2 separate regions of the Homo sapiens genome follow, and region 1 is linked to region 2. A link is a contact called in ENCODE Hi-C data. All regions are on one chromosome and are shown on one strand. Each heading gives the region's core, a stretch centred on a gene start or an enhancer-like site at or near the end of the contact. The rest is flanking DNA. Distances are from core to core; before and after follow the strand shown.

Region 1 (2,768 bases), core at 269-2,768, 880 kb after region 2:
CACTAGAGGCCGCTGTTGGCCCCATCGCCTCCACCGCCGCCGCAGAAATGAATTCCTAAACCAGCCTTGCTATTCCGTGACTTGCTCCAGATTCAAAGTCCCAGTTGGAGCATCCGATTGGCGGAGCTCATGTCTTCTGCCTGCAACCCCAGAGCCGAGTCAGGGAGAGCAAGCATTGGGGCTTTGTGGCAAATGGTGGCCTGCTTTCCATTAGGGCCCTTGCGATGGGAATTCCCCAAATGTAGGCAGGAGGTTCTGATGGTGGGCAGCCAGGAAACCAGGACACTCACACCACCTTCTTCTCTCACGTCCGCCTCAAACCCTTCTCGTTGGCGAAGTATTCCTGGGTCCCCCAGCCTAAAGCACTTTTCTGGACTCACATAACCATTATTGCTTGAGCCAATCACGATGCCAGCAGGACCGCAGTAACACCTAATTCGTACCATGTCTCATTTGACTTTCAAACAACCCTAGGCACTACCTATATTTAGTGAGAAAAAAAGAGTGCTCAGAGATTTTCCCAAGTCTCACAGTAATGCCAGGTTGTACTCTGTTTCCAAAGCCTCGGGTTTCCCAGCGGGCTACACTGATGGGCTGGTATCTTATCAAGTTCAAGCTCTGCAAAGGCAGGGCTTGGGCCACATTCTTCTTTATACGGCCTGGCAGCATCTTGAATGCAGAAAAATGCTCAGCTAACGCCTTTGGATTGGCCTGGATGGGATCAAGCAGGAGCCAGTTCTGGAAGGTTTCCTAACTCTCCAATGAGGCCTGAACCCAGGGAGCATTTTGAAGTGGAATAGGCCTACTCAGGATCAGTTTGGGAAGACTTGAACCTGGGGAATTCCGTTGTACGGCCCCCTTTACCTCACCTCCCCCAAATGTGTCAAAACTGTCAACAAGAGGTTTGCAGGTGTTCATTATTTATTCATCCCACGGGTAGTTTTGAACCCCTACGACTGCTCTAATAGACCAGTGAGAAAAAACACACAATTCCTGTCCTGTGAAATCGACATTCTAGTGGGGGAGGTGAATGGTAATAAAAAATAATCAAACCAATAAATGCTAATTTGTGGCTCTAACAAGCCTGATGAAGGAAATGCCACGAGATGCTGTAAAAGGCAGTTCTGACCTACTCAGGAAAGCCAGGGCAGCCTGCTGGGGGACCTGGGGCTGGAGCTGGGAGCTGAAGAAGGGGGAGGAGTTAGAACCGTGGTGGGGGGAGGGAGGGAAGAGTCTGAGTCCTCGAGGTGGGTGAGTAAGCATGGATCATCGCTCATGTTTATAAGAAAGTGACAGAGGAACCTGGGGGCCGAGCGGCTTGTTTGTGGGCTGCCCCAGCCTCCGTGCGAGCGCTTCTCGCTTGGATGGAGGCGGGGCCGCAGTCTCCCAGGTCCCAGCTGGGGCTGACGTCGTCCTGGTGTGTGCCCAAAATAGCCGGCTCCGCCCTCTTCTCCCGGCAGCCCCTGCAGGCCCCCACCCCCCCAGGGGACAGGCGGAGCCGGCCTTCTCCCCGTCTCTAGTAGTTTCCGCACCGCTGACGCATGCCTGCGCGCACAGCTGGGCCGGGCGCGTCCTACGCAGCAGCCGCGAGCCGGGCTGCGGGTGCCAGACGGTTCCCGGCGGGGGGCAGGGGCGGGGCGCCGCAGGAGGCCGGGACTCCTGGCGGAGGAGGTGCGGCCGGGGGCCCGGGTCAGGCTGGGGGCCCTGGATCGGACTGCTGGAGTTGGGGGGCCCCGATAGGGCTCCTGGGCCTGGGCGTCGAGATAGCTCTTGGCCCCGGCCTGCGGGGGCAGATAAGGCTGCCGGAGGGAGCCTAGTCACCGGCCGCAAGCAGAGCCCGGTGTGCTCCGCTTCCAACTGGGAGCGCCTTCCGCCACCCGGGGAGGGGGACTGCTGCAGCCACAGGGTGGGGCTCTTGGTTCTTTCCGCCTGACTCCTTCTCTTCTGCAGCCCCAAGGAGGCCCGCCTGACGACTGACCAGTTGCCATGGCATCCTACTACGAGATCCTAGACGTGCCGCGAAGTGCGTCCGCTGATGACATCAAGAAGGCGTAAGTGCCTCCGTATGCAACAGAAGACCTCTCACCCTCCACCCGCCACCACCATGGGGCACTTCAGAGTGACACCTGTAGGTGTCTGAGGGAACCAGGTCGTTAGAAAGCACTGGGGTGCTTCTTCCGAGTGACACCTGCAGGGAGGAAAGAGACCCCTGGTAGAGTACAAGGAGAACGTCCAGAGAGTGAAGTAGTTAGTTCCTCTGGGAGCTGCACTGTGTTATGGGTTGTTCTCCAGTTGATCTTCCCCTCCTCCTCCTCCTCCTCCTCCTTTCCCCTCCCCTCCCCCTTCCCCCTAGATTTGGGCATTCTCAGGCTGCAGTGCAAAGATGCAGTGCAAAGAGGCTCTATGAGGAGGAGGGGCCGGTGTCCCTGTACTCTTCGAGGCCACATGTGCCCCAACCTTTGCAGCCCCAGTCCAGTGAGCCCTAGGGAGGGGCTAGGGACCCTGGCATTGTATCCGCTTGTACATGTGGTCCCAGCACTGGTGGCGGAGGAGAGAGGGTGGAACTTGATGAAAATATCACAGCAGCGGCAGCCCTAGCAGCTGGGGTGGACTGGGACCCGGGGGTGAAAGGACAGTGATAGGCTAATGGGAAAACAGGTCGTTCGGTTCCTGGGTGGGAAGTGCCTGCATTTGTCCCCCGACTCTCTCCTCTGCACCCACTTTCTGCAGGTATCGGCGCAAGGCTCTCCAGTGGCACCCAGACAAAA
Region 2 (3,031 bases), core at 327-2,826:
CTCATCTGTGAAATGGGTTAAGAAGGAGGCCGTTCTAAGGGGTAAATGAGATTAGGGGGCGCAGCCAGAGCAGGCCTAGGAAAACGCCAGCAGCGTGTGGCGATCACGGTGATGAAGCGCAATGGTGGCCGCCCCGTGGGCTACCCAGGAGCAGGAGGAGGGCCGAGGGATCCAGCCCGGGGACCGGGGTATCAGTCCCCGACAGTCCCCTCCCGCCCCTACTCCCAGCCTCAGCGCACGAAGCCGCCGCGCCTTCTGGCAGACGCCGCTCCCCTCCCTTCCCCTCCCGGCCCCCGCGCGGGGCCTCCCCTCCCCGGCTCCCCCTCGGCAGGGCCTGGCGGACGTGCGCCGCGTCGCACCCGGCGGCCGGACGGGACAGGACGCGCCCGCCCCGCCCCGCCACGGAGGCCCGCGGGAGAGGGGGAGGGGAGGAAGTGCCGAGGGGTGTTTGTCGGGCTTGGCATTATTAATTTTTAAATGGTGAACTTACAAAATAGTAACGACGAGTGAAAAGAACTTCATAAACGAGGAAAAAGACCAACCCGCAGACCCACGGCGCGCACCACGGAGGGGCTTGCAGCGAGAAGACAGGGACCTCCGTTCCCAAGTGCCCAGCACTGCGCCACAGGCCGGGTGGAACGGGCCTTGAGGGCCTCTGGTTTGAGGTCCCCCACGGTCGGGCTTTGGGCCCACCGCGTGCGGCGCCGTGCTGGGCTCCTAGGATCGGCAGCGAGTCCAGTGACTCCCACCGCACCCCCAGTAATCACAGGGCGGCCGTCGACCGCGGGCAGGGGAGGGGGTCTGGGAAGGCCCCTGGAGAAGGTGGCATTTCCTCGAGGTCGGTGGAATTTGGCTACGCGAAAGGAACAGCGCGTACGAAAACTTCAGGCGGGAACGCGCGGTGGCCCGTGCGCGGCGGGTAGACGTGCGGGGCCCCGGGTGGGGCCGTGGGGAGAGGTCGGCAGGGGGCTTTCCCAGGGCAGAGAGTTAGAATTTCACGTCCTACAGACCGGGGGCACCTCGCCCTGGGGCTGCGGGGGGCGGCGACCGTCCCATTCAAGAGCGTGATTCTGAGGTTTGCACAGCTGTTTCGGGCCAGCAGAGCCTTCGCTGGCTCTTGACGTCCTTGCGAGGTGATCTCTGCGACCACCAGACAGGAGAGAAGACCCATTTTACAGATGAGGTAGTGCTATCTCCAAGTCCTCAACGAGGAAACCGAGAAGCCTCTAGTCCCGGGTCTTCAGAAAACGCAGAGGTGGAGCCGCGCCGCACTCGGGCACTCCCCGGCGTGGGCGCTCCCGGCGGGCGGGCCTTGGCCGAGGGCGCTCGGCGGCCTGGAACGGTGAGCCGGGTGCCGGGCCTGCCACGCAGCCGCAGAGACTCAGCCCCGCCGGCGGGCGGCAGGAAGGGAGGCGACGCCCCCTGGAGCGCGGCAGGAACCCGGCCCGGCCCGCCTCCCAGTCCGCCTAGCCGCGCCGGTCCCAGAAGTGGCGAAAGCCGCAGCCGAGTCCAGGTCACGCCGAAGCCGTTGCCCTTTTAAGGGGGAGCCTTGAAACGGCGCCTGGGTTCCATGTTTGCATCCGCCTCGCGGGAAGGAAACTCCATGTTGTAACAAAGTTTCCTCCGCGCCCCCTCCCTCCCCCTCCCCCCTAGAACCTGGCTCCCCTCCCCTCCGGAGCTCGCGGGGATCCCTCCCTCCCACCCCTCCCCTCCCCCCCGCGCCCCGATTCCGGCCCCAGCCGGGGGGGAGGCCGGGCGCCCGGGCCAGAGTCCGGCCGGAGCGGAGCGCGCCCGGCCCCATGGACAGCTCGGCCGTCATTACTCAGATCAGCAAGGAGGAGGCTCGGGGCCCGCTGCGGGGCAAAGGTACCGGGGCTGCGGGGAGGGGGCCGAAGCCGGGGCGCCGTGGGAGGAGAGAAGGGGCCGGGATCTTCCCCAGGGGAGCCGCCGCCGCCGCCCCGGGCGGCCGCCTTAGCTGTGCCCGAAGCTCCCAGCCCGAGAGGGAGCAGGGAGAGAGTTTGAACTCAGAGGAGGCTCAGAGACGCGGGGCGGGGCCTGGCGCCTTTGGGGCGCTCCTGTTCGCTCGAGGTGAGGAAACTGAGGCAGGAATAGAGAGGGAACTCTTCGGGGGTTTCCTGGCAGGCATTGCGTGGTGCATGGGCGCCCCCCCACCATTGGCGCCAATGGGGCTGGGAGATGGGGGAGCTGAGGAGGGCGCCTATGGGCCACCCGCTGAGACTCCGCCCCACCCCCCACCCCCACCCCCCCGGGCTGCGGTCCGGTAGGGTCTTGGGAGGGGGCGCCGAGGTGACAGCAGGCTGGGGAGGCTTGGAGGGATCTCCCGCCAACACACAGCTACGTTCCCCACAAACTTCGCGTCACGCGTGGAGGCGCCGACCCCCTCGGAGGCACAGAGAGGACGGCCGGCACTTCCAAGAGTCGCTTGGCGCCCGCGGGGAGAGTCGTGCGCCTAGTGGGCACGCACCACCCCGCAAAGCCTCGCCGCCCCGACGAGGCTGCGTCCCCCAGCGTGGCTGGGCCGGGGTGGGGGGGTCTGTCTTCTCCTTTTCCCCGTGTGGACCTCAGGATCTGGACGCTGCCCCCAGGTCTGCCCACCCTCGCCTGGGTCTGGCTGCCCCGGAACTGAGGGCAAGGTGGAAAGGCTAGTTGCAGGGGGCCGGAGGGGGGTGGGGTGGGAGGGGTATCTGTCAATCAGGCTGCTGGGCTCCAGGTCGGAGGTCTGGGCGGGGCAGGGCAAACAGATGGCCACTGGACACTGGCCCCAGGCCGCGGGACTGCACCCCTGCCTCTGGGCCCAGCCGCAGTGAGGACTTCGTACCCACGGGGGTGGAGAGGATGGAGGGAGGGCAGGGGTGGACTGCCCTGGGTCCCAGGCCCTGGCTGTCCTGAGCAGGGGTGCTCAGGTAAGGTGGGGTCAGGAGGCACCGCAATGGGGCTGATCAGCAGCAGTCATGGAGGCTGTGAGAGGCAGGGAGAGAGCACCCCAGGACCTCCTTCTCCAGGCCACGCA

What was found. Hi-C counts contacts between places; a loop is a spot of excess contacts on that map. Pooled maps may share reads with other maps.
Region 1: a loop to region 2 is called in a map of CD8-positive, alpha-beta T cell, with 11 times the contacts of the local background. The contact joins the promoter of DNAJB2 here to the promoter of CTDSP1 in region 2. A Hi-C loop is called at or near these places in 2 of 168 maps with a recorded cell type or tissue (CD8-positive, alpha-beta T cell and breast epithelium), 9 of 37 single-sample maps with no recorded cell type and 18 of 50 pooled maps.

Annotation. Positions count from the first base shown.
Region 1 is chr2:219,277,848-219,280,615 of GRCh38, forward strand. It overlaps DNAJB2 (DnaJ heat shock protein family (Hsp40) member B2), which reads left to right and starts at 1,519. Exons shown (of 9, transcript NM_006736.6): 1 at 1,519-1,671; 2 at 1,951-2,051; 3 at 2,731-2,768. The coding sequence starts at 1,987. RefSeq lists an enhancer at 1-343 and silencers at 1-122, 1,364-1,843.
Region 2 is chr2:218,398,292-218,401,322 of GRCh38, forward strand. CTDSP1 (CTD small phosphatase 1) reads left to right here and starts at 1,577. Exons shown (of 7, transcript NM_021198.3): 1 at 1,577-1,866. The coding sequence starts at 1,800. RefSeq lists silencers at 225-494, 1,185-1,554, 1,625-1,704, 1,865-2,024.